Regions from separate parts of the Homo sapiens genome. Here region 2 is linked to region 1. A link is a contact called in ENCODE Hi-C or POLR2A ChIA-PET data. All regions are on one chromosome and are shown on one strand. Each heading gives the region's core, a stretch centred on a gene start or an enhancer-like site at or near the end of the contact. The rest is flanking DNA. Distances are from core to core; before and after follow the strand shown.

What was found. Hi-C counts contacts between places; a loop is a spot of excess contacts on that map. ChIA-PET counts read pairs that join two places held with the same protein, here RNA polymerase II (POLR2A). Pooled maps may share reads with other maps.
Region 2: a pooled map shows a loop between it and region 1 (7-fold over the local background). The contact joins the promoter of SCO2 here to the promoter of BRD1 in region 1. A Hi-C loop is called at or near these places in 1 of 37 single-sample maps with no recorded cell type and 8 of 50 pooled maps. POLR2A ChIA-PET finds 5 or more read pairs at or near these places in 1 of 52 experiments (activated CD4-positive, alpha-beta T cell).

The regions. Positions count from the first base shown.
Region 1 is chr22:49,826,466-49,832,193 of GRCh38, forward strand. It overlaps BRD1 (bromodomain containing 1), which reads right to left and starts at 1,408. Exons shown (of 13, transcript NM_001304808.3): 1 at 1,032-1,408. RefSeq lists an enhancer at 1-72 and silencers at 573-742, 1,473-1,542.
Region 2 is chr22:50,524,348-50,527,254 of GRCh38, forward strand. SCO2 (synthesis of cytochrome C oxidase 2) reads right to left here and starts at 1,251. Exons shown (of 2, transcript NM_005138.3): 1 at 1,125-1,251; 2 at 1-77. The coding sequence starts at 64. NCAPH2 (non-SMC condensin II complex subunit H2) reads left to right here. Exons shown (of 20, transcript NM_152299.4): 20 at 1-433. TYMP (thymidine phosphorylase) reads right to left here. Exons shown (of 10, transcript NM_001953.5): 6 at 2,818-2,907; 7 at 2,229-2,391; 8 at 1,899-2,129; 9 at 1,654-1,794; 10 at 1,405-1,571. The coding sequence ends at 1,423. RefSeq lists silencers at 923-1,222, 1,433-2,262 and enhancers at 2,353-2,652, 2,461-2,907, 2,823-2,907.

The DNA of each region.
Region 1 (5,728 bases), core at 158-2,657:
GGATCCGCGGGGGCACACACGTAGCTTCTCAAGGAATAATTCCCTTAAGTACATCGAAGAGCCCTGCGGGCCACAGGCGGGGAAGGCTGCCCACAAGACGGCCGCTTCCATCTTCCCACCGCCCGCCCAGGGAGAAGCCGGCCACGCGCCGGGCCTCTCGGTCAAGGCCACAGGGGCCGCGGCCGCTGAGCTGTGCGAAGTTGTGTGCAGCACACAGCACTCGGGACGGCGCTGGGCCGGCCAAACAAAAACATCCGCCGATTCCACTAACTACACAACCACCTGGCGACAGACCCTCAAAAACAGACACGGGCGGCCGCGCTTTCTGGGGAGACGGGGCCGCACCCCGCGGGGCAGGGGGTCCCGCTGCTACGGATTCTCAGAACTCCCGCGTCCGCTCACAAGAGCCGCGTTTCCCGTGAACTGCGCCTCAATCGTGTCACTCGTTTTAAAAGGCCCGGGGAAGCCTCGCGTTCGTCGCGAGGCGTCTCCCTGCAAACGCCCGGGGAGGCCGCGGTGCCGGTTCCCAAGCCCGGCCGCCGCAGGCCGCGCGGCTCCTGGGCGATCTCGGGGCGCGTCCCTGCTCACAGGGAGTTCCCGTCTTGGCAGAGCTCGGCGGGCCTGTCTGTTACATAAGGGGCGGCCCGGCCGGCTCGGCGGCTGCCCGAGGCCCGACCCGACTCGAGCGCGGACTCCGGGCAGGCGCCCGCGGCCCAGGCCGCCGAGACCCACAGCCCGACTCGGCCTCCCTCGACTCCCCGGCCTGACCTACCCGGTCTCCCCGCCCGGCCTCCCCGTCTTCCCGCCCGTCTCCCCGGCCGCCCGGCCCGACCTCCCCGGTCTCCCCGCCCGGCCTCCCCGGCATCCCGGGCTCCCGGCCCGCAGACAATGCGGAGCCGCCGCCGCCGCCGCCGCCGCCAAACATGGCGTCGGCACCACAACCCCGAGAGGCCGGGCCGAGGCGGCGGCGGCGGCCGGGCGGCCCGCGAGGCGGCGGGGAGGCCTCCCCGGCCAGGCCCCCGCCCACTCACCTTCGGGGCGCCGCGGCCGCGGGAGCCCGGCAAGCGGGCGGGCGCGGGGGCCGGCGCGGCCGAGGCGGTGCTAATGGCGCCCGCGGCTCCTCCGCCAACGGCCGCGCAGGCCGGGCCCCGCCGCCGCTCCTGGGCGCGGGCCCCTCTCGGCCGCGGCGGCTCCGGGCCCGGCAGCGGCGGCCGCGGACTCTCGGGCAGCGGCTCGCGCGGCGCGGGCTCGGGCTCGGGGCCCAGCTGGAGGCCCGGCTCGGGGGGCCCGGCCGGCGGGCGCGGGCGCGGGCGCGGGAGCGGGCGGCGGGCGGCGGGCGCGGGACGCGGGGCTGGCTCGGACTCCAGGGCCGGGTCGCTCGCTCGCTCCCCAGCGAAGCAAACAATGCGGCGAGCGCTCCGCCCGGCGCGCTGCGTGCGAGACGCGCCCCGCCCGCCGCCGCCATGACGCGCGGACTCCGCTGCCTCGGCCGCGCGCGGGGGAGGGGGCGCCGCGAGGAGCGGGGGCCAAAGGGGGCCCTGAGGCGGCGGGGACCGGGCTGGGAGTGGGGGGTCGGGAGGATGGAGAGTGGGGGCCCTTGAGTTAGGGAGGACCGGGCCAGAAGGTCCCTGAGGGGGTCAGGAGGATGGAGAATGAGGGGCCCTGAGGCAGGGGGACGTAGGCCTAGGAGTGGGGGGCCCCGAGGCAGGTGGGGAGCAGCCGGGAGTCGGGGGCTTTGAAGCAGGGGGGTACCGGCTGGGAGTGGGGGTCCCTGAGGCAGAAGGGCATTGGCCCAGGAGTGGGGTCGCTGAGGCAGGAGATGGCCCAGGAGTGGGCGGCTCTGAGGCAGGGGCTACCACCGGCCTGGAGTGGGGGGCCCACAGGCGGGGGGACGGGCCGGGAGTGGGGGTACCTGAGGCAGAAGGACATTGGCCCGGGAGTGGGGGGCCCCGAGGCAGGATGGGGGAGCAGCCGCCAGTCGGGGGCCCTGACGGGGGAACGGCCAGGAGTGGGGGTCCCTGAGGCGGGGGGGACCAGCTGAGAGTGGGAGTCCCTGAGGCAGAAGGCCATTGGCCCAGGAATGGGGGGCCCTGAGGCAGGGGGCGATTGGCCCACGAGTTGGTGGGGGCCTGAGGCAGGGGGCGATTGGCCCACGAGTGGGGGGAGGCCTGAGGCAGGGGGCGATTGGCCCATGAGTGGGGGGCCCTGAGGCAGGAGGCTATTGGTCCGGGAGTGGAGGTCCCTAAGAGGACAGAGGGGGCCCTGCGGGGGCACTGGGTGGGAGTGGAAAGGGCACTGGCCGGGACACGCGACTAGGTAGAGGTGGGTGGTGCAGCCGGGCTGGGGAGCCTCCCCTAGTGAGTGTCAGGCCCGGTGTGCAAGTAGTCCTGCCAGTGTGAGGGCCCTGCCGAGGCCGGCGTGAAGCAGATGCCCTTTAAGGTTGCAAGAAAAGGCCCCTGCGGGTGGGAGTTGAGAGGCCTGAGTCTCTGCCTTCACTTTGGCCTTTTGTGTAAACTCTAAAATTCAGTGGGGTCATAACAATTTTCACTCCAAGATTAAATCCCAAATGTTTTAAGGTGAGGCAGGAGCTCCTTGGTTTCCTTGAGAATTTGTGATCAGGACGATGGTGCTGTGGAATCCCTGGGTTCCAGCAGCACAGCCTGTGGCATCCAGGCAGGCCCCTCAGGAAGAGCAGCTGTCCACCCTGGGACAGACCGTCCCCACGGGGGCAGCCGAGCGGCCCCACTGCTCGGGGCACTGCACCAAACACCTTATTGGGAGTGGGGTGGCCTTGTTCGCCCAAGTGTCCCTGATAGGGGCCAGGCCCCACAGGCCTTTTCCTGGCCAGTCCTCATGCCCATGGCACCCAGTGTGTGGGTTGTGACGTGACGACTCAAGGGCAGGTAGGACCCCAGCCAAGGCCCCAGTGGTCAGTCCTGATCTAGGACTCCCTGCAGACACACCCTTGAGCTTAGGGGGTACAGGCCACTGGGGCCCTGACCTCTTCTGCACCAGACCCAGGAGCTTCGTGTCACCTCCATTCTACAGATGTCTGTTTACCTGTGGCCAAACAAGCAAGCTGAGCCCGAACGCTTCTCTCCTCCACCTCAGGGAAGCCAGATGGAAACCAAGCTGGAGGTTCTCCACAACACAGAGCAAAAGTAAGACACAGTCTCATGAAAGAGAAGATGAAAAGACACGAAACCCTTCACAGAAGAGGAGACGGGGACAGTGGCCTCTCAGACAATGCAGGTGATGCTCAGAGGAGTGAAGAACAAAGCCTCGAACGTAGGCATGTCACAGGGATACTCAGGAAGGCCTTCGGAGAGGATCTTCTTTAGAATTCAGACTCATCCTACAGAGGAGGGGTTGCCAAAATACTAAGAGAATTGAACCGTAACTCATACACAGTGAAACTAGCGTTCCAGTGAGACAGCAAAATAAAGGTGTCTTCACCGCCGGTTAACATCCACATTTACCACACACGCAGTCTGTAAAAGTACTAGAAGAAATACCTTAACAAAGTGAAAAGTGGACCCAAGAGTAAGACGTGGATGCCAGCAAGTAAATCAGTCTGGTCCGTTAAAAGAAAATCAACCTGAGAGAAATCCCGGATGAACTCAACATGACACATGGTAAGGCGGGGCGCAGAAGGAAGTGAAAGTGCACGAAAGCTCTTGTATTGTTTGGTTCGAGGATTTTAGAATCGATAGAAAAAAAGGTTAAAAATTTTAGCTGGGCATGGTGGCTCACACCTGTAATCCCAGCACTTTGGGAGGCCGAGGCGGGCAGACTACCTGAGGTCGGGAGTTCAAGACCAGCCTGATCAACATGGAGAAACCCCATCTCTACTAAAAATACAAAAAAAAAAAAATTAGCCGGGCGTGGCGGCGCATGCCTGTAATCCCACTACTTGGGAGGCTGAGGCAGGAGAATTGGTTGAAACTGGGAGGTGGAGGTTACAGTGAGCTGAGATGGTGCCATTGCACTCCAGCCTGGGCAACAAGAGCAAAACTCCATCTCAAAAAAACAAAAAAAAAAAGTTTTAACTATCAGAAAGTTTCCACAAGAATGGTGGAAAAAGAATTTACCACTTTCAGAACAGCTGAGGAAAAAGCGAAATGAAAAACGACAGCAGCAACAACAAAAAAAAAACAGGAATGAGTAAAAGATAAAATCATGATAAATACAGAACATAATATGAGTTGGCAGAACTAAGTTCAAACATTTGAGTAATCAGAGGAATGTGATTGGATTAAATGCATCTATTAAAAGACAACCTCTCTGAATGGAATATAAATATGGTGAAATATTCTTACAAGAAATTCACCTGAAAAATAACAGATGAAAAATAAAACGATGGGGCCAGGCACAGTGGCTCATGCCTGTAATCCCAACACTTTGGGAGACCGAGGCAGGTGCATCACCTGAGGTCAGGAGTTCAAGACCTGACCAACATAGTGAAACCCCATCTCTACTAAAAATAGAAAAATTAGCCAGGCATGGGGGCACGTGCCTGTAATCCCAGCTACTCAGGAGGCTGAGGCAGGAGAATCACTTGAACCCAGGAGGCTGAGGTTGCAGTGAGGCAAGATTGCCCCACTGCACTCCAGCCTGAGTGACAGAGCAAGACTCCATTTCGTAAATGAAAGGATGGAAATTATCATATGTTTGTTCCTCAAAAGGCACCATAAAGAGACTGAAGAATGAAAAACTAAAAGATATGTACACCTTGCAGATGATTAGTATTTAGAATATATAGAGAACCCCTTCAGATCCATTAGAAAGAGACAAACAAGCCAACAAAATGATGCACAAAACCCAAATCAACAAAGAAACCCATGTCATAATCAGGCTTCTTGCAGAGAACATGGAAAGGCCAATCATCTTACTAGTAAATTTGGAAATGCAAACAAAATACACACCAAATAGGCACCAGCGTTCATATGTGGCAATACTCAGCGATGGCAAGATGGCAGAGCAATACCCTGCTGGCCAGAATGTCGAGTGGGACAATTATTTGGTAAATATCTTGGTCATAAGGCGTTACCCAGTGAAAGTGGACATGTTTATCAGTTACCTCTTGCTGCAAAACAAACCACCCCCAAAACTTTGTAGCTCAAAACAGCAGTCATTCCTTTTGTTCACACATCTGCTATTTGGGCAGGATTCAGCAGGTACAACTAGACTACTTCCTGCATCCTTATCTGGGGCACCTCCACTAGGGGCTGGAGGAGCCACTTCCAAGATGGTGCACTCACGTGGCTGGGACCTTGATCCAGGCTCTGGGCTGAGGGCCTTGGGAACATCCTCATGGAATAGTAGCCATGCTGCAGGAGCAAGGGTCTCAAGAGAAGCAGGTGGGACCTGTATCACTTTTCACATCCTAGCTTCTGAAGTCACACGCATCACTTCTGCCATAGGGACAAGCCTGTCCAGATTCAAGAGTTAGGGAGAATACAGACCCCACCTCTTGGGACATGTGTTATCATCACATTTTAAGAGAAGCATGCTGTATGGGAGAAGTTGTTGTGGCCACTTTGAGAAGATGCAAGCTCCCCCAGTGTGCATACCCATTCCCGGCTGTAGGGTTAAGTCAATTTGTATTCCTAGGTGCATTCCGTGCCTGGGTGTGTGCCTAAGAAACCTGTTCATCAGGGCCGGGCGCCGTGGCTCACGCCTGTAATCCCAGCAGTTTGGGAGGCTGAGGCAGGCAGATCATGAGGTC
Region 2 (2,907 bases), core at 1-2,500, 700 kb after region 1:
GGACCCGAGGCTTGAGCTGAGAGAGCCTGTGCCAAGCTGTGGGGCTCCGAGTCAGCAGCAGCATGGATCTGATGCTCCTGGAAACAAGCACAGGCGTCAGGAGCCAGAAGGGAAGGCCCAGGACAGTGCCTGGGCTGCCCCTGCGACTTGAGACCAGCCACCCATCTGAAGGACCCAGCCCACGTTCAGGCTTAACAGGCATTTGCAGCTGCTCACCTGAGCTCAGAACTCCACCTCCACCAAACATCCACACCTGGGCAACCACACCTGTCACTCCTGTCCTCTACCTGGGATCACCAGCCTGTCACCGCACCCTGCCCTGCACCTGCACCTCAGCAAGGTGAACCTCTTGCTGACGGAAAGCATTCCAAGTGCATGCCTTGCCTGAACTAACCACGTTATCTATTTGCAATAAACCCATTTCTTAAAAGGAGGTGGGTAACTCTCTGGCTTGCAATCCCCGAGAGCAACCGATTCCTCCAACACTTTCCTGTTACCTCCAGCCACTTCAACCAACCGCGGCCTTCCTCCACACTCCCAGCAGAAAACCTGCACGACCTACCCCCGGAGCTCAGACTCTGCCCGCCGGCTGTGTTTAACCTCTCCTGGCAGAGACGCACGACACTTCCACCCGCCACAAAACCCCACCCTCCTCACATCCAGGCTTCCCAGCAGCTCCTCCGGGCTCACAGCCGACGCCCTGCCTTTGCGTTGGTGACCTTTGAGCCTTTCCCACGGGCCCCCGCAGAAGGTTTGCTAGGTGGAGGTCTCAGGACTCCCGGTCACTGCCCCCTCCTGCTGAGGGCACCCTCCCGAGGACTCACTGCACCCCCGCCCGGGCGGTTCTGGGTTTGTGCCCTCCCCAGCAAGGCCAGCGCCCTCGTGGCCAGAAAGGTTCCAGGACCACTCGAAGCGCCGCGCGAGCGCGTTATAACTGTGCTTGGCCGCGAGAACACCGGTGCCTGCTGGGAGCCTCCCACGGGCGCCCCAGCCTCGCTCCGGCCTCCAGCGCGCCCTGGGGTGTGCCCCGCCAGCCCCGCGCAGTAGCCGGAGCTGGGAAACTACCCCGGAGTCCAGCGAGTCCTCAGGGCTACCTCCTCCCCTCCCAGCCCCGGCGTCCGCACCTCGCGGCGGGGCCGCGCGTCAGTGGACCAAGCACGAGAGGAAGCGCCGACCTCCAGCTCCCTGCGCTCTGCCCCGCCGGCTCAGGGAAAGCGGGCGCCACACGCTCACAGGCAGGGCGCAGGCGTCCCCGGAGCTGCGCATGCGCACACGGGCGCAGCCGCTGACAGGCTCTCAGCGCGTGCGCGGAAGGCGGAGCCCGCCGGGGGTCACGTGTTCATCGAGACGGCCCCCGCCTCCGCAGCCCTGGATCCTTCCGCTCCCGCCCAAGCACTGACAAGGTTTCGCGGCAAAGGAGCTTTATTGCTGCGGCGGCAGAACGAGCTCTGCGAAGGGCGAGGGGGCGGCGAATGGCGCGCGGTCGGAGAGTACGAGCGCCTCCTGCAGGGCGCGGCTCTGCGGGCCGCTGAGCGCGGGGCCGTCCCGGTGCACGCGGAGCCAGGGGGTCCCTGCAGAGCGAGGGGCTGTTAGAGGCCGCGCGGCCGGAGCTGGGCGGGGGTGCGGGGCCAGCAGGGCGGGGGCGGCGCTCACCACGGCGCAGCCTCTGACCCACGTCGACCAGCAGCTCTGCGCCCACCCCCAGGCGGAGCGGCTCCCCAGCGCGGCTGCGCCCGGCCCCGAGCTCGTGCAGCACCAGCGCCAGCGGCAGCGCCCGGACCAGCTCCACGGTGCCTGCGGGGAGAGGGGCTGAGAGGCGCGGGCTCGGGAAGGGGCGGGGCCTCGGGAAGGGAAGGGGATGGCGGAGGCGGAAGGACGGGGACTCCCCCGACGCTCACCATCTGCGGGCGCCAGCAGCTCCTCCTGCTCCCGGGCGCGAGGCAGCAGCTGCCGGCGTTCTGCGGGACTTCCCGAGCACAGGGCTCGGGCCAGACCGGGATCCACGCCCTGCGCCGCCAGCATCCGCTCGAAGCGGCCAAGGGCCGAGCCGTCGTCCAGCGCCGCGGCCACCCGGGCAGCGCCCTGGGCCTGAGTCCCCGCGTGTCCGCTGAGCCAGAGCAGGGCGCCCCCTGCGGGCGGGGACGGGTCTTAGGCGCGGCCGGGTCGGGGCGGCCCCAGCGGGAAGCACCCCCCGCCGCCTCCGCTCCCCTACACCCCGTCCCCCTCACCGAGCGTGGTGACCAGGTCCCTTAAGTCTGGCGGGCCTGCGCCGTCCATGCAGAGCAGCGCCTCCTCCACCTCCAGGGCGTGGCCCACGCAGCGACCCAGGGGCTTGTCCATGGCGGTCAGCGCTGCCGCGACCCGAAGCCCTAGGCTGGCTCCCACGCCAACCTGCGGAGAGGAGGCTCAGCGTGGACCCCCCATGGCGGGGCCTTCTGCAGCCGGTTCTTGGTCGAACTCCAGCCCCTGCTGCACCCTGGGTTGCCAGCCCCCCAGCATGAAGTCAGGGAAGGATTGGGGTGGGGAAGAGACACGAGTGAAGTGCGACACCTCGCCATGGGGCCAGGAGGAACTTGTACTTGGTCTGGGGCAGGAACGCCACAGAGGGCTTCCCCAGGTCCAGGCCGGGCCAGCCTTGACCTCTAAAGTCACAGCAGGTTAGGAAGCCGTGAAGGAGGGAGGGACTTCGGGCAGAAGAGGGTGGGACTGGGGTTAGGCAGGACTGCTGAGTGGAGGGAGGCAGTGGGGACGGGAGGGGTGAAGGGTAGGCTGGGCCCGCATCAAGACGCTTGCCCAGGGAAAGGCCACACCGCTCACCAGCGTCTTTGCCAGCTCCCGGGCCTGCTCCTGGTTGGGGAAGACGGCGGCCCCTCCGAACTTAACGTCCACCACCAGAGCGGACAGCCC